Linked DNA regions of Homo sapiens: region 2 is linked to region 1. Evidence: read pairs that join two places in POLR2A ChIA-PET (ENCODE). Cell type or tissue: OCI-LY7. All regions are shown on one strand. Each heading gives the region's core, and the rest is flanking DNA. Links, peaks and the distances in the headings are about the cores only. Region 1 has its middle 24 kb from the start of ACBD3-AS1. Region 2 overlaps LOC101927247 (a long non-coding RNA gene).

Region 1 (12,470 bases), core at 5,626-9,625:
GAGGGCAGGACCAGAGTGGGTCTAGGGACGTGGGAACCTGGGAGAGGCTAGGAGCAAAGCAAGGAGTGTCCTGGCTTGGGCCTCATCCTCCAGAGTCCCAAAGGCCTGCTCACTCAGCCCTCAGGGTGACCAGAGACCTCAAGTATTGCAAAGTCTCCACAGCGGGTCTCTCTGACTGCCCTCACCACGCAACTCCTGAGGGCTGGACTCTATCCTGTAGGAGGTGGGGTGGGGTCCACTCTTTCCCTTTGGATGGGGGCAAATGGCAATTGTATTCCAGATGACAAAAGGGCTGTTGATATTTGGGGGAACCAGGTCGGGAAGGGGAGTTGGGGGAGGATTCTCCTGATGATCTGTTCCAGCAGAGGCATGTCACTTCTTGAGGGACAGTGGCAGCTGTCAGCTAAAAGTTTTATTAAAGAAGCCCCTGACACTAACAGAGAGGTGATGAAGAATGATGGTGATGAATGTGGGTGCGGTGAACTGTTCGTTTTCTCATGGTGCCATCCCCACATGAGGCTCCTGCCTCAGGCGGCCTCTGTCTAGATTCATCTAGGCAATTAAGATTGCTGTGGGTGGCGGGGGTGGTGGTGTCTGTCTCCCCTCCCACCTTGGCCTGCTGCTCATGGTGTGGAGGAGGGGAGGAGATGGGAAGAGGGAGGAAGGGAAGGGTGAAGGAGGGGGAATCAGCTTTTTCTTAATGAGCAAATTCTTGAGGCTGGGGACCTTGACTGCTGGGGACCCTGGGCTACTTTGATGGGTATGAGGTGGGGTACAGGGTAGGGAGGATCCTTAGACCTTCCTGGTGTGAATGGGCATTTTCTGGAGCTGGGAGTCTATTTCTAAGGGAGGAGAGGAAGGGTCTGGATGAAGCATAGCCAGTTCCCCCGGGCTGACGCCTGACTGCAGGGAGGTGTGCACCCCCTTCCAGACATGTCCAGAGCAGGCCCTCATAGGATGGGGGAAGCCCTGCGAGGAGGTCACACAGGGCAAGTTGGAGAGCCAGAACAAGGATGGGGCCTCATGACTCAAGAGGCTTAGAGAGCTCTTTCTCCCTTTGTGGTGTATCTGTCCCTGTCCCAGACAGGAGTCCTCAGTGACCCTCAATATTCAATCAGCCAAGCCACAGGCAGCAGGCCCTTGGACATCACTGGACAACAGGGAGGAGCCCCAGGTGGGTGAAGGAAGGTGGAAGAGAGACAAAGGGCCTTCCAGGAGGAGGGTCTGGCCTATCTCCACAGTCCCCAGAGCCCCAGGCTATCTTTCTGCTGTGGCCAGAGGACGTTCCACTGGAACCCTTCACAACCTACAGCCAAGACTCACAGTGGAGGTCTCTGGGCAAGTCCCCCTTGGTCCCATTTTATAGATAAGGAAACAGTCTCAGAGAGGCTGGGTGACTTGCCTTGCTTAGGTCACACAGCTAGTAAATGGTGAAGTCAGAGTGTCCCCCCCAACCCCCCAATATGAGGAAGTAAGAATCACTCTCCGTGAACCCCAGAAAAATATGTCTTTATGTTTCCGCCCTCACCCCTACTGGAGAGCCTGATTCGAAACAAGTGTCAGGAACTGTGGGTAGGACAAATGAATGAAGAATAAACAGAAAAGGATGGCGGCAATCCACTGCACGAGGTGCATTCTGCCTGTGCACAGAGGATGAAGCCTGTCTCTCTTGAATGGGCTGTAAGCCCTCTCAAGCTGCAGGGATGCGGTGGTGGGAAGGACAGCCCCAGAGCTGTAATGAAGGCAGCTGGGTGGTTCCCACCTGAAGCCCCAGGTCTGGCTCCCCTCCCCATAGGCTTCTCAGGATTCCACCCTCACTGTGTGCCAGGGCAGGCCTGAGCATCACCCTAGGGGAGGCCAGGGCTGCTGGGGAGGGGCAGCTTTCCAACCTCAATGGGAATGAAGAGGGCACCATCAAACCAGCACTGGCTTCCGCCTCTTCTGCAGGTGAGAGGGTGGAAAGCCTGTGCTCGTTCCACCAGCTTTTTGGATTTAATGAAAAATTCACAACGTTCAGGAGATTGATTTTTGGGCTTTTTGTTTGTTTTGTTTTGTTTTTTGTTGTTTGCTTTTTTGAGACAGGGTCTCACTCTGTCACCCAGGCTGGAGTACAGTGGTGCGACCTTGGCTCACTGCAACCTCTGCTCACTGGTTCAAGTGATTCTCTTGCCTCAGCCTCCCAAGTAGCTGGGACTACAGGCGTACATCACTACGCCTGGCTAATGTTTGTATTTTTAGTAGAGACGGGGTTTCACTGTCTTGGCCAGGCTGGTCTCGAACTCCTGGCCTCAAATGATCCACCCACCTCTGCCTCTCAAAGTGCTGGGATTACAAGTGTGAGCCACTGTGCCCCGCCAACGTTCAGGAGATTTAAAAGCAGCAAGTGAGCAATGGTATTTACTAATGGGTCCCTCCCCAGAACCAAGGGGCCCCAGGAAGGCCGAGGCTTGAGTGGCCAGGGTGAGCTGAGGCTGGTGGGCCAAGATATGGCCCAGAATTCCCGTGCAGTTCTGGAGCCTGAGTGGCCATTTCCTCCATCCCTCTGTGTCCAGAGAGATGCCCTACTGAGTTTGGCAATGCTGTGGTTGAGCGAGGGTGGGAGTCCCCAAGCCAGGTGGGACAAGCAAAGTCAGAATCTTCACAAGGAGAACCCACTCCTGGTAGAGCTACAGCCTGGGAGGCCGTGCCTGGCACACCTTGGGTGCCTGGCCAGTGAGGGTGCTCCCTGCATGGCCTCCCGGTCTCTTCCAGTCGAGCCTAGTGGAGCAAAGGATCTCCCCTAGGAGATGGGGCACAAGAGAGGAAACAGGTAGGAAGGGGCCCAGCTTCAGCATCCTCTGGCCAAGGAAGGGTAGAATCCTCCTGGACTCCCTGCTGGAGTGGATGCAGAGGGAATGGGAGGGAACCAGGCTCAGAGGCCCGTTAGAGAACGTCCTAGGCGCCCATCAGGTGAGCCGGCAGCATGCTCCAGCTGAACCACAGGCCCATCCTTGGCCCTGGAACCATTTTTACCACGGAAGTACTTATTTTACAGTAAGACTCATTTCCAAATCCGCTGGCCTGTTACAAATATTCATTCACAGGTGATTTGCCTACAATTTACTCAATGAGAAAAATCCCGTTGCAAATAATTTCGTAAGTGGAGGAATCCCTTTTCAAGCAGATTATCAGCTTCTGCTTGTTGGGATGGATCTCCTTTTACCGAGCACGCTTAAAGGAAGGGCTGTACATCATTTTCCAGGCTCGTATTGAGCAGTGACAAGATCACAGCTTTGGTGGGTGGTGCACTTGGAAATGAGGGGCCCTGCCTCCCACCTTCCTTTAAAATACAGTCGTAAGGCAGTTAGTAGGACGTCGTCAGTGCCCTTGCTAAGAGAGTTCCCACGCGGGGCCTCAGGGGCGGCGGGGCCGCCTTCCCCCACGGCCAGCCTAGGGAGCTTGGGAATCGCGACCCAATGCACAGACGGGCAGTGCTCGCTCTCTCTTCACAGGCGGGAAACCGAGGCACAACGACGGCTAGCACCTGCCCCGAGGTCACACGGCGACCCAACTCGGTTCTCTGGCCGGCGGCCTTGTTGGTTCCGGTCTGGGAAAGGGACCCCGCAATCGTCCCTCCGGCCGCCAGCAGCGCCAGGCCCCCCCCCGCAGGGGCCGGGGGTGGCGGGCCCGCCGCTGACCTCCCCCGCCCGGCCTGGGTCCCGCGCTCCGCGGGGTGACAGCAGCCGGGCGCCCTCTGGTGGCCGCCGCGCGCAGCAGGCGGGAGCGCGGAGCGTCGGGGCCTGCAACCGGGCGGGGATGACGGGGGCCGGGGACCCTGCACTTTGGGACGACCTGGCCTGGTGGCCGCGCTTCCTTCGCTACAAAAAGGAAGCACATCTTGGAAACACCGAACTTCTGTGACACCAGTAGTTACACCTGGCCTCTGAATCGGGCGAGCAGCGCCCTCGCGCCCCCAGCGCTGAGCAGGGGCGGGCGGGGAGCGGAAACGGTGGCTGTGGTTGTTGCCGCGCGGCTGGGCGCCTGGGGAGCCCGCGGAGGGGCGCGGCCGCCAGACCCCGCCCGGCCCGGAGGTGAGGAGACCTCAGCCCCGGACGCCGAGGCCCCGCCCCGCCGGCGATGCACCCCCCGCCCACCTCCGCGCCCCTTTGTTCCGCGACCGCAGTCCCGCCGAGAGCCGCACTGAAGAGCCCCAGCCTGGCCGTCCCGCGGTTTCCCGCCGCCTCACCAGTCTCGGGCGGGAGGGGCCCCGGCGCTGGCGTGGCCGCGGCTCCCACAACGCAGCCAGGACTGCACTCGGGGCTGCTGGGGCCCGCGTGCGTCCCGGGCGGCTCCACGCGTCGGGGTCGCCCCCGCGCCTCCCACCCCCGGCCTCTCGGGGCCGCCGGCTCGCGCGCCTTCCAGGCGAAGGCCAGAGGCCGCAGTGAGGGGCACCGAGTGGCGGGCTCCTCCGCACCACCCCCGGGCTTTATAATAAAAGTCGCCGTTGTTTAAGAGCCAGGTCGGAGGCGCCGCTTTCTGGGCGGTGAAAGCCGAAGCGAGAGCGGGCAATTCGCTGCGGCGGCGGCCGCTTCCTGGGCGTCGGTCCAGTGCCCCGGCCCGGCCTGGGAGACCCGCACCAACCCCGGGAGGGAGGACGGGGCGCGGGCGCAGCCTAGGGGCCGAAGCACTGCACGCACGGCCGGCGCGGGGGCAGAGGGGAGACAGGGAAGCCTGAGCTCCGCGCTGCTGAAGGCTCCGGGGATGGGTGGGCGGCGGTGAGGTAGTCTTGCCCGGGCCCTGCCCGCGTGGGCGCTTTCTGAGTCTCTGTCGCGTGACGGAGGCGGGACCTAGGCTGTGTCTCCTGCGGGGCGAAAGCACGGAAGAGATCCGAGGGCATTTCTTGAGCCTGGCAGGAGGCCAGGGGTTTTACAGGGCAGGAAGGAACCTGGAGGAACCGAGGAGCCACGTTGTTGGTTGGAAAGAAGGGTGGCCAGGTGGGGAGGAGTCTGGCAAAGGGTCCCAGACAGCAGGAAGGGCACCTGTGAAGCCGCCCTGCCGAGTGTGTGGTAGAGGCGGGGTGAAATGAGCACTGCTCATAAAAGTGACTGTTGTGATTTTTTATGAGATGGAGTCTCGCTCTGTCGCCCAGGCTGGAGTGCAGGGGAGCAACCTCGGCTCACTGCAACCTCCGCCTCCCGGGTTCACGCCATTCTCCTGCCTCGGCCTCCCCAGTAGCTAAGATTACAAGGCGCCCGCCACCACGCCCGGCTAATTTTTTTGTAGTTTTAGTAGAGACGGGGTTTTGCCATGTTGGCCAGGCTGGTCTCAAACTCCTGAGCTCAAGTGATCCGCCCCTCTCGGCCTCCCAAAGTGCTGGGATTACATGCGTGAGCCCCCAGCCTAAAAGTGACTGTTTACTACAATAAGTACAAATAATAGGTGACCAGCACTTGTCTGCTGAGGCCCTGGGGCTGGGTGTGTTTAGGGGACCCCTCTCCTCTCCAGGCCCTCCCCAAGCCTGCCCACTGATGGGGAAGCTGCAGGGCTATCCCTCCAAGGGGAGGCCCTGCCAGGCCAGGGAAGGTCCAAGTGGGTGCTCACCAAGCTTCCTAGGTTCCCAGTTTTCTTGAAACCATCTTCCCAGCACAGTCATCTCCCGTGGTTGCCTTTAGCAAGTCACATCCCCTGACTCTTTAACATCTCGGTCCTGGCAGTTTCTTGGTATGGCACCATCTCCCTATGTGGACCACAGGTTATCTATCACACTGACCCGCTGTCCCTCACACACAGTCACTCACCTGTGACACTTGGAAAGGACTAGCTCCACAGGCCTGGCCAGGGCCCAAAGGGAGGTGGCCAGCAATCGAAATCAACCCTGATGACTAAGTAGAAAAGGAGTCCTTGGGAGTATTGTGGGGAGCTCAGGGAGCTGACCAGGAGTCTGGATGGCCACAGCCACAGCCGGGGACAGTCTTGGGAGGTGACTGTGGTCACCACCACTACTGGGCTGCAGCATCGCTGAATGCAGCCCCTGCCACAACTCCACAGGCATTGGCTGTAATGATGGGCGGGGGTGCTGGGCACCACAGCGGGGAGGGAGGGCTCCTGTCCCTGCATCTTTGCCTGGGTTAGCCAGATGCCCAGGAAGGGAGAAGGAATGCTGCCCCCTTTAGCCTTTGAGGTGGGAGGAGGGGCCCTGGCTCCCATGACAGCTCACAAAATGGGGATTGCCCCTTACTAGGAGCGGTGTGCGGATGCTGATCAGCCCACCGAATGCTCACCACTGAGGGGCTGCAGCGGCCAGGTGTGAGGGGAAGAGACTGCAGAGAGGTGACAAGGCCGTCAAAGGAGAGGAGCCACCACTGGGGAGCCTGGTGGCTCAGGAAGGCAGCTGGTGTGGGTGTGGGAGAGTCGGATCAGAAGGCCAGCACTGCTCATCATGGAGCACCTGGGAGAGCAGCAGCGACTCAGCTCCTGGCACCAGGTGAGGCAGGAAAATAGGGTCTGGAGGCAGGGAACATAAGGCTCATTCACACTTCAGCTATAACCGGAAATATCCTCTCCATAGGGCATATCAGGTAAATGACTTTGTAACTTTACTTCATCCTCTCTGTTTATATAGGGCATACCCGAAGTAACCAATGAATCCTCTAGGGGGTATTTAAACTCCCCCAAATTCTGTAACAGGGCCTTTTGAATCCTACACTCAGGCCCATTCCCACACAGTGGAGTGTACTTTCATTTTCAATAAAATCTTCATTCCTTCCTTGCTTTGTTTGTGTGTCTCTTCCAATTCTTTGTTCAAGATGCCAAGAACCTGGACACTCTCCACCTTTAACACAGGGGTTGTTTAATTTACCTTTTGCCTTAGAAATATAAAAAGATACACAGTAAAGGTGTGTAAAAGGAAAGGCCTCTTTCACCCTTACCCCACCCCCATCCCTCCCTAAAGGTCCCTGTGATTAGCTTGGTGTGTGTCCAGCCCTCCCTCTGCATTTCACACGGATATGCGAACAGTGGATCAGGCTTGGGTTTGTTTCTTCCAATAAACGGCATCATGCGGTATGTATTGTTCTTTAATGTGCTTTTGGAGACGTTTCCAATCCAGCAAACCCTTTTATCCATTTCATAATATTCCGTAGAATGCATGCTCCCCATCTTGAGGGAAGTTTGGGTTGTTTCATTCTGCTTTGTTAGGACGAATGCCTGCTTTTGTGCACACAGTTGAGTATGGGGCTGGGATTTGAGGGGAAGAGGCTCTGTTTGAGTCCCTGTTGATGTGAGGTGAAGGTGTGTTGGTCCGGCACTAAGCAGGCAGTGGACAATACATGCTGAGCTGGGTTGGGAGTGGACTCTTGGGATTCGGGACTCAAAAATAATGTACGGCCAGGTAAATTGCTGGTTTTGCTTCTGGGTCACAGGAAGGGCTGCGGTCCCCGCAGACCCAGATGCGTCCACTAGATGGCGCCAAAGCCAGTAAGGTGAGGCGCTTGTGACAGAAGCCCCGACTTGCTGCAGGAGTCTGGGCCCAGGGTCTGACTCCTGAGCTCCTAGGAGATGGATGAATATTCTTCCTGCACCGCCAGCTGCCTCGCTTAAACGTGGGGAGGCTGAAGAGGGTGCAAAGCTGGGTGAACATGAGTGATTAGACAGGATGTGCCCTGGCCAAGACAGGGAGCTGAAATTCAGTCTGTGGAACAGGCTGTGATGGCCCAGAGGAAATCCATAGGTGGGAGGAAAACTATGGACCCTGTGCTCCATATTGCCAGGACCTGCAGAGGAACTAGCTCCTGCAGAAGATGCAGGATTTGGACGGGAAGATTGGGCAAGGGTTCTGTCTACTGGGCACTGAAGGTTTGATGGGGACACTGGGATGGTCCCTGCCACCAAAGCAGCTCAAGCTCAGGCAGAGGAAATAGAAACTGGACAAATGCAGTATTTCTTATGGGCACTGCTCTAAGGAGTAATTTGGAATCCAGTAGGGTGATGTAAGTGAAGGTGCTTTGAAACCTCCCAAAGCTCTCGCCCAGGTAAGGAGGTTTGTGGTCCTTGTCACCATTTACCCAGGAAAGCTTCAAAGCAGCAGCGGCGGCGGCGGCGGCGGCGGCGGCAGCAGAATTTCCCTCCTTCCCTCCTGTTACTCTCCCAGCCTCCTCTCCCTCCTATCACTCTCCTAAGTTCAGAGCTGACCCCACTCCTCTGCTACCCATGGTGGTAGCCAGGCCTGTGCCTCTCCTAGCATCAGAAGCTGCCCCAGGCTCCCAGGACTGGAGCTCAGATCTGATTTTGAAAAACTGAATGAATGGGTGAGAGCGGTGGCTTATGCCTGTACTCCCAGCATTTTGGAAGATTGAGGTGGGTGAATTGCTTGAGCTCAGGAGTTCAAGACCAGCCTGGGCAACATGGTGAAACCCTGTCTTTACAAAAAAATACAAAAATTAGCTGGACATGGTGGCACACACCTGTAGTCCCAGCTACCTGGGAGGCTGAGGTAGGAGGATTGCTTGAACCACGGGAGACAGAGGTCGCAGTGAGCCAAGATTGTGCCACTTTACTCCAGCCTGGATGACAGAGCGAGATTGTCTCAAAAAAAAAAAAAAAAAGAAAAAAGAAAAAAAAAAAGCCGGGCACGGTGGCTTATGCCTGTAATCCCAGGACTTTGGGAGGCCAAGGCGGGTGGGTCACGAGGTCACGAGATCGAGACCATCCTGGCTAACACAGTGAAACCCCGTCTCTACTAAAAATACAAAAAATTAGCTGGGCGTGGTGGCGGGCACCTGTAGTCCCAGCTGCTCGGGAGGCTGAGGCAGAAGAATGGCATGAACCTGGGAGGTGGAGGTTGCAGTGAGCTGAGATCGCGCCACTGCACTCCAGCCTGGGCGACAGAGCAAGAATCCGTCTAAAAAAAAAAGAGAGAGTCCCAGTGCTAAAACTGAGAGTCCTGGGCAAACTGGAACAATTGATCACACAATAAAGTGGGGGTTCTTGGGCTGGGTATGGAGGCTCATGCTTATAATCTCAGTGCTTTGGGAGGCCAAGGTGGAAGGATTGCTTGAGCCCAGGGCTTCAAGACCAGCCTGGACAACATAGCAAGACCCTATCTCTACAAAAGAAAAAACAAGCACACACTTGTAGTCCCAGCTACTTGGGAGGCTGAGGCAGGAGGACTGCTTAAGGCCAGGAGGTGGAGGTTGCAATGGGCTATGATGGCACCTCTGCACTCCAGCCTCAGTGACAGAGCAAAACCTCATTTTGAAAACACACACATGAGGGGCGCTGGGAATAGCCGCTCATGTCGGCTGACGGAGCGGTGTGGGGCCGCATGCGAAGCTGCCTCCGCGCCTTCCCCGAGCGGCTGGCCGCCTGCGGGGCCGAGTAAGGACTTCTGCGCGCGGGAGTTCGAGGCCCTGCGGAGCTGCTTCGCCGCCGCGGCCAAGAAGACGCTGGAGGGAGGCTGTTAGGAGGGACTCTGAGCTTCACACCTGTCTGCTGCCGTGGTTGCAGAGCCCTAGTCCTGATGGCCCCCGGTGGCATACATTGAATGCCTAGGGCAGAAAGGAAGTGGGAATGGCGAAGATGTGACGTGCCTCGGTGTTAGATACTGTTTCTTCTTAACAAGTTGAGGCGTGGGTAGAGCAGGAACTGGTTTTCCAGCATTGTGTCCGTAAACCTGAGTCAGAATAAGATGTAACAGAAGCCAGATAAAGACTCTGTCAAATCCTGCAAAAAAAAAAAAAAGAAAAAAAAGAAAACACACACACACACACATGCACACAATGCATAAAGTGTTTCTGAAACTTTGGTGTGCATGAGAGACACCTGGGGACTTACAAAAACACAGATGGCTGGCCCCACCCTAGAGTTTCTAATTTAGTAGGTCCAGGGTGGGGTCCGGTAATTTGCATTTCTAACAAGTTTCCTGATACTGCTGCTGTTGCTCTTGGTTGGGGCCCAAACTTCCAGAACAACTGGTCTGAATGAAGGGCTGGGTCCGGGACCTGCAAGTCCCACTGTGCTGCTTGCCCCGGTACCTCCTCCTAAGTCTGGCCCAGCAGGAAACGGAGCGCGGGTCAAAGTCCTCTCACAGTCAACCAGGAGAAACCTGTGTCTTCCTGGCAGGGTGGCTGGGTGCTATGGAAACAAGGCTCAGCCCAGAAGTGCCCAGCCTCCTTCCCAGAAGCAACTTCAGCCTCTAGGGGAGGAGTGAAGTGAACAAACAAACGGAAGGGCAGAGCTCAGTTCCTGGATGGAAGCGGCACCTGCATGGAAGCGCCCTCAGCAACCTCAGGGCCCAGACTTCCGGGAAAGTCTCACAGGGCCCCTGGCTTGAGTTTTGGAGCTGGAAGGGAACTTTGCAATCTTGGTTCAACTTTTTGTTTTATTTTCTGAGATGAATCCTCGCTCTGTTGCCCAGGGTGGGGTGCAGTGGCGCAATCTCGGCTCACTGCAACCTCCGCCTCCCGGGTTCCAGCGATGCTCCTGCCTCAGCCTCCTGAGTAGCTGGGATCACAGGTGCCTGCCACCACGGTTGGCTAAATTTTGTATTTTTAGTAGAGATGGGGGTTTCACCATGTTGGCCAGGCTGGTCTCGAACTCCTTACCTCAGGTGATCCGCCCACCTCTGCCTTCCAAAGTGCTGGGATTACAGGCATGAGCCACCGTGCCCGGCCCAGTACATCTTTTAACTGGGCTGTGAATGACACGACTTGCTAAGACCTGCCCACTAAGAATGAGCTGCAGCCAGCACAATGTTGTCCGCTTCCAGCCACTTTCCTAGATACTCCTCCATTCCTCAGATTCCAGCCCCCACCCCAGCCTGGAACGCCCACAGTGCTTTTATCACAGCTCTTAACTCCACTTGGTTCCCCAAAGCTATGAGCCCACATACCACCTCCCAGGGCTACAACACTTTGGGTTTCTCAGACACTGTCAACACTAAGCAGCATGAACTGCAGGACACACAGGACAGCTGGAGAGGGGCAGTGAGTCACTGTGTCATAGTCCTGCCCAAATTCCAATGTTGAAATTGCAGAAGCCTGGGGCCCACCCTAGAGAATCTGATTCAGCAGGTTGGAGGGGGGGCCCAGGCACTGATATTTTCAAGAGCCCTGGGTGATGTGGATGCCGATAGCACTGGCTGCATGCTGAGAAACACTGCCGATAGCATCATCTTCCACAGAAGGCCACCCAGGAAGAGATGATGAGGTGACAGAACTTCATCACCCAACTCAAGAAGGCTTGGGAGGAAGGGGTAATTTATTGGTTCTAAGCCCAGACCATGGACAAAACAGAGTGCTATGGTTCAAATGTCCCCAGCAATGTTCATGTTGAAATGTAATTGCCGTTGTGATGGTGGCATTGGCAGGTGGGGCCTTTGCAAGGTAATTAGGTTATGAGGGCTCTGCCCTCAGGAATGGATCCATGCCATCATCTCTGGAGTGGGTTCTTGATAAAAAGGATGATTCTGGACCACTTCCCTCTCATGTCTCACATGCTTACCTCTGCCTTCCATCCTTCTGCCATGGTGGGGCCCTCACAAGATGCTGGTGCCATGCTCTTGGACTTTCCAGCCTCCAGGACTGTGGGAAATCAATTTCTTTTCCACCCAGTCTGTGGAATTCTTTTTAAAATTTTTTATACTATTATTACTATTATTATTTGAGATGGAATCTTGCTCTGTCAGTCACCCAGACTGGAGTGCAGTGGTGCAATCTCCGCTCACTGCAACCTCCGCCTCCTGGGTTCAAGCAATTCTCCTGCCTCAGCCTCCCAAGTAGCTGGGATCACAGGTGTGCGCCACCATGCTCTGCTAATTTTTGTATTTTTAGTAGAGACGGGGTTTCACCACGTTGCCCAGGCTGGTCTCCAACTCCTGGGCTTAAGTGATCTGCCAACCTCAGCCTCCCAAAGTGCGTGAGCCACCGTGTCTGGCCCACTCTGTGGAATTCTGTATGGCAGCAGGAAATGGACTAAAAAGCAGTACAGAGATGTCACTCGGCTTCATGCACAATGGGAACTGAGGCCTGGGTTCTCCGGTCTCTCCAGGCTAATTTCCCCACCCAGCTGGGAACAATCACCCACAGGGTCCATCTTCCACCAGAGGAACTCACTCGCTGCCAAATTTAAAAACCCTGGGAGACAGCCAATTGGGTTAGGTGCTTCTTCCTGGACCAGTGAACTGTGATCAGGTGAGTGGGCCCCACATGGGCCAGCTCTGGGTCAGTACCACTCAGGGTCTAAGGCAGGGAAGGGTGGTGGAGAAGGGGTAAAGCCTCACCAGTTTTATTGTTTTTTAAAAACAGTTGGCCAGGCACAGTGGCTCACACCTGTAATCCCAGCACTTTGGGAGGCCGAGGTGGGTGGATCATGAGGTCAGGAGTTCAAGATCAGCCTGGCCAACATAGGGAAACCCTGTCTCTACTAAAAATACAAAAATTAGCTGGGCGTGGTAGCACGCGGCTGTATTCCCAGCTACTCGGGGGGCTGAGGCA
Region 2 (12,470 bases), core at 4,092-8,091, 76 kb after region 1:
TACAGTCCAGGTGAAAATAATGAGATCTGGAAGAGAAGCAGGGTAGGGAGATGACAAGAAAGAGGAGATTAGTAGCACAGTCAATAGAGCCAGCAGAGCTAACCAGAGTAGGTGAGGGAATGGGAGTCCATTACATTTAACTGTGGCAATCTGAGACCCACTTTTTGGACCTCTGTCTCTTTATCTGTAAAAAGTAGAAACTGTTTCTGCCCTAGTTTCATCACATGATGTTGATAGGTCTAAGTTAACTTATCTCTGTGAAAGTGCTCTAGAAACTTTAAAATATGATAAATAGATAAGATATGGTTTTTATAGTCGCTATAATCATTTCTCTCTGGACTTCATGTCCAAAACACTCTTTTTTTTTTTTTTTTTTTTTGCTTTGAGACAAGGTCTCATTCTGTTGCCCAGGCTGGAGTACAGTGGTGCAATCACAGCTCATTGCAGCCTCGACCTCCCTGGGCTCAGGTGATTCTCCCACCTCAGCCTCCTAAGTAACTGGGATCACAGGCATACATGCCTGGCTAAATTTTTTTGTATTTTTTGTAGAGACAGGATTTTGCTATGTCGCCCAGGCTGGGCTCAAACTCCTGGGCTCAAGCAATCCACCCACCTCGGACTCCCAAAGTGCTGGGATTACAGGCATGAGCCACTGTGCACAGCCCCAAAACACTCTTAAGGGCCACTGTCCATTATGAAATTATACATATTTTTTTCAGATTCAAAAGTAAAGATGATTCTAACAAAAAAAAAATCAAATACCGGTGGGCAGATCACTTGAGGTCAGGAGTTCGAGACCAGCCTGGCCAACATGGCGAAACCCTGTCTCTACTAAAAATACAAAAATTAGCCTGGCGTGGTGGTACACGCTTGTAGTCCCAGCTACTCGGGTGGCTGAGGCAGGAGAATTGCTTGAACCCGGGAGGCGGAGCTTGCAGTGAGCCGAGATCACGCCACTGCACTCCAGCCTGGGCGACAGAGCAAGACTCTGTCTCAAAAAAAAAAAAAAATCTGTAAGTGTTTGATTTTTCTTTTTTTGAGACGGAGACTTGCTCTGTCGCCCAGGCTGGAGTGCAGTGGCGTGATCTCGGCTCACTGCAACCTCCGCCTCCCGGGTTCACGCCATTCTCCGTCTCAGCCTCCCAAGTAGCTGGGACTGCAGGCACTCGCCACCACGCCCGGCTAATTTTTTTGTATTTTTGGTAGAGACGAGGTTTCACCGTGTTAGCCAGGATGGTCTCGATCTCCTGACCTTGTGATCCGCCCATCTCGGCCTCCCAAAGTGCTGGGATTACAGGCATGAGCCACCGCGCCCAGCCAGAAATTTGTTTTTTAAAAAACAAGTCTCCCCAAATCCCATAACATTGACAATGTTGGGAGCGTTCTTCCACTTGTCTTGCAAACTGACATTCACATAGTAATAATAATGATAATTATTATGAAATAATATCCTCCAGTTACAGCAAGAAGACGTGAAAGGTTGGGAAAGGAGACCTCTGATTCCAAGGACTCGTTCAAAAGATGCTGAGACCGAGGCTTAAGCTTCAGGGCACCTCGGCCCCACCTGCTGGCCGGAGACGGTAGCGCTGCCCCAGCCGCTCAGTGCTTATGGGGCTGGCAGAGGGATGGGATGGGGCTGGCTGGGAAGAAGAGGTCGCTGAGGCCCCGCCTGGGAGCTGCAGAGCTGGGGCAAACCTGGGGCTCTGGGCAGGTCTGCCCCAGGCAGTATACTGTGGAGAATGAAACTTTTCTAAATGATCAATAAAAAAGCCAAAGTGGAGTCAGCTGTGCTGAAGGAAAGACTGAATTATCTTTCTATTCTCTCTATAGACAAATTATGAACTTACCATATGGAGACCAAGGAGTATGCAGTCAAAAAATGGAAGAAAAATGAGTACAGAGCTGTGTCATGAAGTTAAATAATACTAGCAATAATAATATAATAGGCCAGGCGCGGTGGCTCACACCTGTAATCCCAGCACTTTGGGAGGCCAAGGCAGGCAGATCACTTGAGGTCAGGAGTTTGAGACCAGCCTGGGCAACACGGTGAAACCCCACCTCTACTAAAAATACAAAATTAGCCAGTTGGGGTGGCACACACCTGTAATCGCAGCTACTCAGGAGGCCGAGGCAGGAGAATTGCTTGAACCCGGGAGGTGGAGGCTGCAGTGAGCCAAGATTGTGCCACTACACTCTAGCCTGGGCAACAGAGTGAGACTCTGTCTCAAAAAAGAAAATAAAATTGGCAAGTGCAAACAAATAGGAAGAGTGGGAACTGGGTCCCCAAGTGCTGAAAGGATGATCAGAAAGGGGCCATAATAATTGCTTAGTGCAGTTTGCGAAGGCTTCCTGGAGGAGGGGTATTTTTGAGACTTAATTAAAATCAACAAACAAAAAGATGTGAGAGGTGCAGTAAAAGGATCTGGGAGAAGGAGGTTGAACCTAAGAATGAGATATGTCAAGGAATCCATGATGACTATCGTTATCCCAGTGACTCTCATGTAAACAGAAGCTGGTCTTCTTTTATATTCAGTTGTGCTCACAAACCTGGCCCAGTTCCTGGCACACAGGAGATGCCCAATCAGTGTTTGTTGAACCGGCTGGGCACGGGGGCTCACACCTGTAATCCCAGCACTTCAGGAGGCCGAGGCAGGTGGATCATTTAAGGTCAGGAGTTCAAGACCACCGTGGCCAACATGGCAAAACCTCATCTCTACTAAAAAAATTACAAAAATTAGCTGGGCATGATGGCATGCGCCTGCAATCCCAGCTACTAGGGAGGCTGAGGCAGGAGAATCACTTCAACTCAGGAAGTGGAGGTTGCAGTGGGCTGAGATCATGCCACTGCACTCCAGCCTGGACAACAGAGCAAGACTCCATCTCAAAAAAAAAAAAAAAGTTTGCGGAACAACTGAAACTGTATGCAGAATTCCTGGCATGGCAATACCAGGAAGTTATAGGGGACCAATATCATCTCAATAGCTTTCTAACTATTAGAACTGACCATTAAAGAGTGCCAGTAATAGCTACCAAACGCCTCAAAAATGCCAGGAGCTAGGCTAAACTCTTTATATACATTGTCTCATGTTAGCTTGCAATAGCTGTTGAAGAATCATTGTCCCTATTTATTCATTTATTTTGAGATGGAGTCTTGCTCTGTTGCCCAGCCTGGAGTGCAGTGGCGTAGTCTCGGCTCACTGCAATCTCCACCTCCCAGGTTCAAGCGATTCTCCTGCCTCAACCTCCCAAGTAGCTGGAATTACAGGTGTCTGCCACCACGCCCGGCTAATTTTTGTATTTTTTTTAGTAGAGATGAGGTTTCACTGTGTTGGCCAGGCTGGTCTCGAACTCCTGACCTCTGGTGATCTGCCTGCCTCAGCTTCCCAAAGTGTTGGGATTACAAGCATGAGCCACCGTACCCAGCTTGTCCCCATTTAAAAATAAGGAAATTCCAGGTTCAGTTCAATTAAAACATAAAAGAAAAATTAGGAAACTATCCAGGCATGGTGGCTCACACCTGTAATCTCAGCACTTGGGGTTCTGAGATGGATGATGGCTTGAGGCCAAGAGTTCGAGACCAGCTTGGGCAACATAGTGAAACCTTGTCTGTACCAAAAAAAAAAAAAGGAAACTAAATTACAGAGGTGGCTGGGGGCGGTGGCTCACACCTGTAATCCCAGCACTTTGGGAGGCCGAGGCAGGCGGATCACGAGGTCAGGAGATCGAGACCATCCTGGCTAACACAATGAAATCCCATCTCTACTAAAAAATACAAAAAAAAATAATAATAAATTAGCCGGGCGCGGTGGCAGGCGCCTGTAGTTCCAGCTACTCGGGAGGCTGAGGCAGGAGAATGGCTGGAACCCGGGAGGCGGAGCTTGCAGTGAGCAGAGATCGTGCCACTGCACTCCAGCCTGGGAGACAGAGCGAGACTCTGTCTCAAAATAGATAGATAGATAGATAAATAAATAAATAAATAAATAAATAAATAAATAAATAAATTACAGAGGTTAAGCAACGTGCATAGGGTGCATGTTATCTATTTACCTGTAGATAGACTTTTGGATTTCTTCAAATTCTGGGCTAATACAAATTAAACTGCTATGAACATTTAGATACAAATCTTTGCATAGACATGATTTCATTCCTCTAGAACCTGATGTGTGTCCAAATCCCATCCTGAAGTTCTAGCAGTGCCTCCAGCCCTGGCTGGTTTTTGCCTCATGCATCTTGCTCACATGTGGGGTGAAATCCATCATTTTCCCTCCACAGATCTGATCAAGAGCATTCCTCAAGGGTATATCCTTGGAAGATCAAGGTCCGTATACAGCTTACCTCCCAAACCCCCATCCCCCTCAGTGGGATCTCCCAGGATATTAATAACGGTTAGTTAATTTTTTCTTTTTTTCTTTTTTCTTCTTCTTTCTTCTTTCTTCTCCTCTTCCTCTTTCTCCTTCTCCTGCTTCCTCTTCACCTTCCTCTTTTTATTTCCTCTTTTCTTTTCTTTCCTCCTCCTACTCTTCTTCCTCTTCTTCTTCCTCCTCCTCCTCCTTCTCCTTCTTCTCCTTCTCTCCTTCTTCTCCTCCTTCTTCTCATTCTTCTCCTTCTCCTCGGACAGGGTCTTGTTTTATTGTTCAGGCTGGAGTGCAGTGGCACTATCATGGCTTACTGCAGCCCCCATCTCCTGGGTTCAAGCCATCTTCCTGCCTCAGCTTCCCAAGAAGCTGGGACTACAGGCATGTGCCACCATACTCAGAAAAATTTTAAACTTTTTGTAGTGGTGGGGTCTCCCTATGATGCCCAGACTGGTCTCCAACTTCTGGGCTCAAGCGATCCTCCCATCTTGACCTCCCAAAGTTAGTTAATGTATTTCACATATACTATGCCCTACACGCTTTATCTATTTGGTATTATTTCTCAAATTTTTCTTGAAGTAGATGTTTATAGGTGAGGAAACAAAGGGTCAGGGAGATCTATAATAACAGAACATTACTCAACAGAGAGGTGAGAGAGGGCAGTGCTAAGCAGAGTAGACTCTAGAGCTGGTTTGCACAATTTTGGAGCCAGTTATACACTATCCTAGCTGTGTGATCTTGGGCATGTTGCATAACCACCCCATGCCTCAGTTGCTACGTCTGCAAAATGGAACAATAGTAATAGTACCTAATCAGGATGTTGTGTATGTTAACACATATAACCACACTTAGAATAGTGACTGGCACAGTTAATTCTCCATAAGTGTCAGCTATTTAATTATTGCTATTTTTATAAAACCCTCCCAGAGTCCTGAGTCAACAAGGGGATAAGAAAGATCCTGTCACCAGATGCCAGAACACAGGCAGAAATCCCAGCTCCTACTCCACATCCAGGCTGCTGTAGGTAAACCACTCAAGGGAACACTACACAAGAAGGAAAAGGCATTCCCAGCTGCCAGAAAACTATTCAAGATAAAATCTAGGTGTTTTTCTTTTTTACTGTAAAAGTACACGTTTGTTGTAGAAAATTTTGTTAACAGAATAATATAAAGAGAAAAATTTAGATAGAATTCTGCCACCAGAAAGCTTCTATTAACACAGGTTCTGTTAATACGATTGTTTCCTAGTGGGGTGCTTTCCTGGCCTGGCCCAGCAGAGGTTGCTGTTTGAGAAACAAAGCCCTCCTCCCATCTCTTTGCTTGGGGCTGGCCAGGGGAAAGCAAGATTTAAATCCAGTCTCATGGCGAGGGGTGCAGAGAGCTCTCAAAAGTGTGCACAGGATAGAGACAGTGTCGAGTGCCCATCAATAAGGGACAAGTGACATACATTATGGTACATCCATTCAGTGGAGTTCTAGTAGTTGTTAACAAGCATGCCCTAAAATGGAAAGATCTCAAAAATATATTACTATGTTACAAAAGCAAGGTGCAGAACCGTGTTTATAGTATGGTTCTTTTTTCTTTCTTTTTTTTTTTTTGAGACAGGCTCTCTCTCTGTCTGTCACCCAGGCTGGTATGCAGTGGTGCAATCACAGCTCACTGCAGCCTTGACCTCCCAGCCTCAAGCAATCCTTCTCCTTCAGCCTTTGGAGTAGCTGGGACCATAGATGTGCGCCACCATGCCTGGCTAATTTTTAAATTTTTAGTAGAGACAAGGTCTCACTATGTTGCTCAGGTTGATCTCCAACTCCTGGGCTTGAGAGATCCTCCCCACTCAGCCTCCCAAAGTGCTAAGATTACAGACATGAGACACCATGCCCAGCCATATAGTAGGGTTCTTTTGGATTGAAATATGTATGTAGATTAAAAAATAAAAATATATGGGATATATATGGGTGAGATTTAACCTTTCATTTCCTACTTTCTGTACTGTTTGAATTTTCCAGTCTTCCACATGCATTATTTTTTAAATGCCACTGAGAATTAACTGGGAAGGAAGATTATGGCTTATTTCAAAAATCTTTCTATTGTGTACATACTTGTATTTTTTTTTTTTTTTAGACGGAGTCTTGCTCTGTTGCCCTGGCTGGAGTGCAATGGCGCGATCTTGGCTCACTGCAATCTCCGCCTCTTGGGTTCAAGCAATTCTCCTGCCTCAGCCTCCCAGGTAGCTGGGACTGTAGGTGCCCACCACCACGCCCAGCTAATTATTGTATTTTCAGTAGAGACGGGGGTTTTACCATGTTGGCCAAGCTGGCCTCGAACTCCTGACCTCAGGTTATCCACCCACCTCAGTTTATCCACCCGCCTCAGTTTATCCACCTGCCTCAGCCTTCCAATGTGCTGAGATTACAGGCCTGGGCCACCGCACCTGGCCCATACTTGTATTTTTTAAAAATAATCTTTTCCTCAAAGCCTATTGTAGGATTTTTTTGAGCTACAGCACCTGTTGCTACCATAGCTGCTATGCCTCCTAGTGCCTGACACATAATAAATATTGAGCAAACATTTGTTCAATGGGTGAATAAATCTAATATAAAGGTCAGAAGCATTTCTTTTTAGCTTTATTTCCCTTCAGAGAATATTTCCTGAATTAAATTTACTGCATCTTCCCCTCTAGTGTTCCTACAGTCCCTGAAGGGCAGGTTAGGTGACAAGGTTATCTTAAACTCACCTTTTGCAGCTTTCCTCTTCTGCCAAAAGCTCAACCATCTGACACATTCATTGCAAAATTATGTAGCTGGGCACAATGGCTCACACCTGTAATCCTAGCACTTTGGGAGGCTGAGGTGGGCGGATCACTTGAGCCCAGGAATTTGAGACCAACCTGGGCAATATGGTGAAACCCCATCTCTACAAAAAATACAAAAAATGAGCTGCGCGTGGTGGCATGCGCCTGTAGTCTCAGCTACTCAGGAGCCTGAGGTGGGAGGATCGCTTGAGTCCAGGAAGTTGAGGCTGCAGTGAACCATGATCGCACAACTGCACTTCAGCTTGGGTGACAGAGAGAGACTCTGTCTTAAAAAAAAAAAAAAAAAGAAGTATGTACTGGTCACTTACTGCAAAGGACAGAACAAAGAGCTGCTGCTAATTTCTTGGAAAGATTTTCCTAGTGAAGTTATTCATTTAACAAACATTAATTGAGCACCTACCATATATTCCTGGCGCAGGATGATTGGGGTGGTCTCTGTTCTAATGTACCCTGAGGCCTGAGCACCATGGATCTCAGCCCTATCAGACCCAAAGCCTCTTTGTTAAACAGACAGTTTTTAATATCCCTTTTACCATGTGAAAGAAATTCATAAATAAAACAACATATGTACCCAATGAATTTGTAAATGTCCTAATTGTAATATAAAGGAGACATACAGGGAAAGTGACTAATAACAAAACTGTGAATGTTTGTACATGACTCCTAGGATGATCATGAAGTGGTCAGAGGTTTGAACCTATCCATGGAACCACCCTGAATACATCTGCTGCAAATGCAGATGGATACCAGCTTCTCTGTGGGTGATGTGATCTTTTAAATTTCAAACAACCCTTGAGAAACAAATTAGTTTCAGTAATAGATGCTTTCTTGAAAAATTCATCATATGTTAAAACCATGCACAAATTCACCGTGTTTATTTGTAAAAACGCAGGTTCTAGGCTCAGATAATTATAGATTGTGTTTTTGTCGCCATAACTGTCCAGGGACGAGGGATGTTGAGTGAACTGACCTGTGCATTGCAGGACATCTGGCATCCCCTGCCCCACCCAGCAATCACCAGGCCCATCCTCTCCAGGCCTGAGCCTTTTCTCCTCTGAGAAGAGATCCCCCACTGTTGAGAACACTGGGTCCAGGGGCTGCTATGTGAGGCGTCAGAGGCAGGAACTCTGAAAAGTCAGAAGCAGCCCTGTCTCACTGCATATCTTCAAGCACCAGGAAGTCCTGACACCCAGGAAAATGTGGTGTGCAAACCCCAGAGCAGGGACTAGGGTGATGGATTCCCAGGTGTCACACAGCAGGATTCTGGCTGGAACAGACATAAAGGTGATAATCGAATAAAACCCCCAGTAAGAAGGACCTTATAATAAGTACCAAGAGAGCAGGCCAGCCATGCTCTCCCTCATGACACAGGCATGTGTGCCAGGCTACATCTATTTAAAACAAAACAACTTTTTAAGGTGTCTGGGAAGCAGGGCTATGGTGGCTGTTGTATTAGGTGCAGAACAGGTGAGAGGCTCATAGTACATACAGCACACATCAGTCAAAAGGCAGACAGGCAGGGGATAAGGCAATATTTTCTTATATAATTTTTATTCCTTATGTAATTTATTTATTAATCCTTAATATTAATTATATTTAGTATATTTTATACTCAATATATTTTAATATATCATGTATTTTAATAAATATAAAATATAAATATATTCTACAACTATAATCAAATAATATAATCATATAAATATTAATGATTAATATTAATCATTAATAAAGAAATATCCAGTCAGGCTTGGTGGCTGATGCCTGTAATCCCAGCATGTTGGAAGGTTGGAAGGAGGATCACTTGAACTCAGGAGTTTGAAACCAGCTTGGGCAACATAGTGAAACCTTGTCCTTACCAAAAAAAAAAAAAAATACAAAAATTAGCCAGCTATGGTGGCTCATGTCTCTAGCTCCAGCTACTCAAGAGGCTGAGGTGAGAGGATCGCTTGAGCCTGGGAGGCAGAAGTTGCAGTGAGCCGAGATCACGCCACTACACTCCAGCCTGGGTGACAGAGCGAGACTCCGTCTCAAAAAAAAATCCTTTATTTCTTATTAACTTATTTTCTAATAATATATTTACTTTTTAATTATCACAAAATAATAGATATTTGTGGGAAAAAAATAAAAGATTAACACAGCACTGAAGGGTATAAGGGTGAAAAGTAAAATTCCTCTTCCCTACCCTAACTTCCCAGTCCCACTTCCCAGGATTGAGTTTCTACTTATTTATTTATTTATGTATTTATTTATTTTTCAAGGCAGAGTCTTGTTCTGTCACCCAGGCATGATCATGGCTCACTGCCACCTCAACCTCCCAGGCTCAAGCAATCCTCCTGCCTCAGCCTCCCCAGTAGCTGGACTACAGGGGTGTACCACCACACCTGGCTAATAAAAAAATTTTTTTTTTTTTTGTAGAGACAGGGTCTCCCAACCAGCCTGGTAACACGGTGAGACCCCATCTCTACAAAAAAAAGTAAAAAAATTAGTCGGCTGGGCGTGGTGGCTCACACCTATAATCCCAGCACTTTGGGAAGCCAAGGTGGGTGGATCACCTGAGGTCAGGAGTTCGAGACCAGCCTGGCCGACGTGGTGAAACCCTGTCTCTGCTAAAAATACAAAAACTATCTGGGCATGGTGGTGGGTCCCTGTAATCCCAGCAACTCAGGAGGCTGAGGCAGGAAAATCGCTTGAACCCAGGAGGCGGAGGCTGCAGTGAGCTGAAATTGCACCATTGCACTCCAGCCTGGGCAACAGAGCAAGCTTCTGTCTTAAAAAAAAAAAAAAAAGGCCGAGCACAGTGGCTCATGCCTATAATCCCAGCACTTTGGGAGGCTGAGATGGGCAGAGCACGAGGTCAGGAGTTTGAGACCAGCCTGACCAACATGGTGAAACCCTGTCTCTACTAAAAATACCAACAAAATATCCAGGCGCGGTGGTGTGTCTGTCCTCCCAGCTACTCAGGAGGCTGAGCAGCAGAATCGCTTGAACCCAGGAGGCAGAGGTTGCAGTGAGCTGAGATCATGCCACTGCACTCCAGCCTGGGCGACAGAGCGAGACTCCGTCTCAAAAAGAAAAAAAAAAAAAAAAAAATTAGCCAGGTGTGGTGGCACATGCCTGTAATCCCAGTTACTCAGGAGGCAGGAGAATCGCTTGAACCCAGAAGGTGGAGATTGCAGTGAGCCAAAATCGAGCCATTGCACTCCAGCCTGGGCGACAGAGTGAGACTCCATCTCAAAAAAAAAGAAAAAGAAAATGGTATCTTGGCTGGGTGTGGTGGCTCACGCCTGTAATCCCAACACTTTGGGAGTCTAAGGCAGATGGATCACCTGAGCGCAGGAGTTCCAGACTAGCCTGGCCAACATGGGAAAATCCTGTCTCTACTGAAAATACAAAAATTAGCTGGGCATGGTGGCATATGCCTATAATCCCAGCTATTTGGGAGGCTGAGGCAGGAGAATCACTTGAACCCGGGAGGCAGAGGTTGCAGTGAGCCAAGATCGTGCCACTGCAATATAGTCTGGGTGACAAAGCAAGACTCCATCTCAAAAAAAAAAGAGAGAGAGAAAAGAAACTGTATCTTTTCCATATTGTTTTATTGTGTAGCTTGCTCCCCCCTCAGCAATATATCATTATCCCATGACAATCAGTGTTATTTCACAACACAATTTTAATTAATTTTTTTTTTTTTGAGACAGGATCTCACTTTGATGTTTAGGCTGGAGTACAGTGGCTTGATCTTGGCTCACTGCAGCCTTGACTTTCTGGGCTCCAGTGATCCTCCTGCCTCAGCCTCCTGAGTAGCTGGGACTACAGGTACACACCACCACACCTGGCTAAGTTTTTGTATTTTTTGTAGAGATGGGGTTTCTCCATGTTGCCCAGGCTGGTCTAGAACTCCTGGCCACAAGCAATCTGCCCACCTTGCCTCCCAAAGTGCTAGGATTACCTAGGCGTGGACCACCGTGCTTGGCCACAACACAATTTTTAATAGTTGAACAGCATTCTGTCTTATGGATGTACCATAATTCACCCAAGCAATCCTCTATTGGTGCTGCTTTATCAGATCAGATGTGGAGAGGTCAAGTGACCAGCAACACATATTCCCTGTGCACCTCTTCTGTGTTCAGTGTGTGCTGAGGGGAGGAGAGAAGGGCAGGTCATGGCCGTGTCTTCAGGAAGCCAACCATCCACAAACACGGCTCCAGGAATGACACGAGACTGTGTGTTGCTAACTTGGGAGGTTATGAATGTGCTGGAGTTGAAGAAGTGAGTGATGGAGCAATGGAGGGTTGCCGTGGTGAGGTTAGACTGTGGTATCAGGCAGACCTGGGTTTGAGTCCAGGCTTGGCTGCCAAACAACTTGAGTAACCAGGTTTTGGGTAAGTTACTTGGTCCTGTCCCAAAGCCCCAGCAACTTCATTTGTAAAATAAATTGTGGTATCTATACAATGGAATATTATTCAGCCATAAAAAGGAATAAAGTTCTGATACATGCAATAACATTAGATGAACCTCAAAAACACTACACTAAGTGAAAGAAACCAGGCACAAAAGATCACATCTTGTATGACTCCGTTTTATTTTTTTAAGAGACAAGGTCGGCTGGGCATGGTGGCTCACGCCTGTAATCCAGCACTTTGGGAGGCTGAGGTGGGCGGATCACTTGAGATCAGTAGTTGGAGACCAGCCTGAGCAACATGGTGAAACCCCGTCTCTACTAAAAATACAAAACTTAGCTGGGCATGGTGGCACACGCCTATAGTCCCAGCTATTCGGGAGGCTGAGGCATGAGAATCGCTCGAACCTGGGAGGCGGAGGCTGCAGTGAGCCAAGATCATGCCACTGCACTCCAGCCTGGGCGACAGAGCAAGACCCTGTCTCGGGAAAAAAAAAGAGACAGGGTCTCTCTCTCACCCAGGCTGGAGTGCAATGGTGTCATCATAGCTCATTGCAGCCTCAAATTACTGGGCTCAACTGATTCTCCTGTGTCAGCCTCCCAAAGTGCTGGGATTACAGGCATGAGCCACTGCGTGCAACTCTAACCATCCTATTTAAAAGTGTAATCTCCACCCTATTCCCTATCCCCCTTCCCAGACTATATGGACAAGAAATCAGGGGTTAAGTGTTGGCCCAAGTCACTACCAGTTGACGGAAAAGACCCTACCACTTCTAACAAAAAACATAATTATACCACACTAAATTATTGTATAATCATGTATTGATTTTGTTTATTGTCCCCAAGATGGCTGAGATTTTGCTGTTTTGTTCCCTGCTGTGTTCACAGGGCCTAGAACAGGTAAGCTC

What was found. ChIA-PET counts read pairs that join two places held together with the same protein. Peaks named below come from ENCODE experiments on the same cell type or tissue, not always from the same donor. Only the 100,000 strongest peaks of a DNase experiment are listed, where the experiment ranks them.
Region 2: POLR2A ChIA-PET joins it to region 1 with 10 read pairs; 21 of 35 experiments call an interaction of 5 or more read pairs at or near these places.

The regions. Positions count from the first base shown.
Region 1 is chr1:226,117,907-226,130,376 of GRCh38, forward strand. It overlaps the pseudogene LOC112268255. Among named protein-coding and RNA genes, the nearest start is that of ACBD3-AS1, 24 kb to the right of the region's middle. RefSeq lists silencers at 3,478-3,537, 3,548-3,787, 3,968-4,357, 4,368-4,747 and enhancers at 4,838-5,067, 7,302-7,596. In OCI-LY7, for the core only: CTCF peaks have their summits at 6,610, 7,429 (motif pointing right) and 7,636; DNase peaks (open chromatin) are centred at 6,622, 7,455 and 9,505; H3K4me3 peaks cover 2,404 bases; H3K27ac peaks cover 3,938 bases.
Region 2 is chr1:226,195,595-226,208,064 of GRCh38, forward strand. It overlaps LOC101927247 (a long non-coding RNA gene), which reads left to right. Exons shown (of 2, transcript XR_001738504.2): 2 at 1,458-1,780. Among named protein-coding and RNA genes, the nearest start is that of ACBD3, 15 kb to the left of the region's middle. RefSeq lists an enhancer at 7,854-8,355. In OCI-LY7, for the core only: CTCF peaks have their summits at 5,620 (motif pointing right), 5,824 and 6,984; DNase peaks (open chromatin) are centred at 5,657 and 7,377; H3K4me3 peaks cover 798 bases; H3K27ac peaks cover 1,908 bases.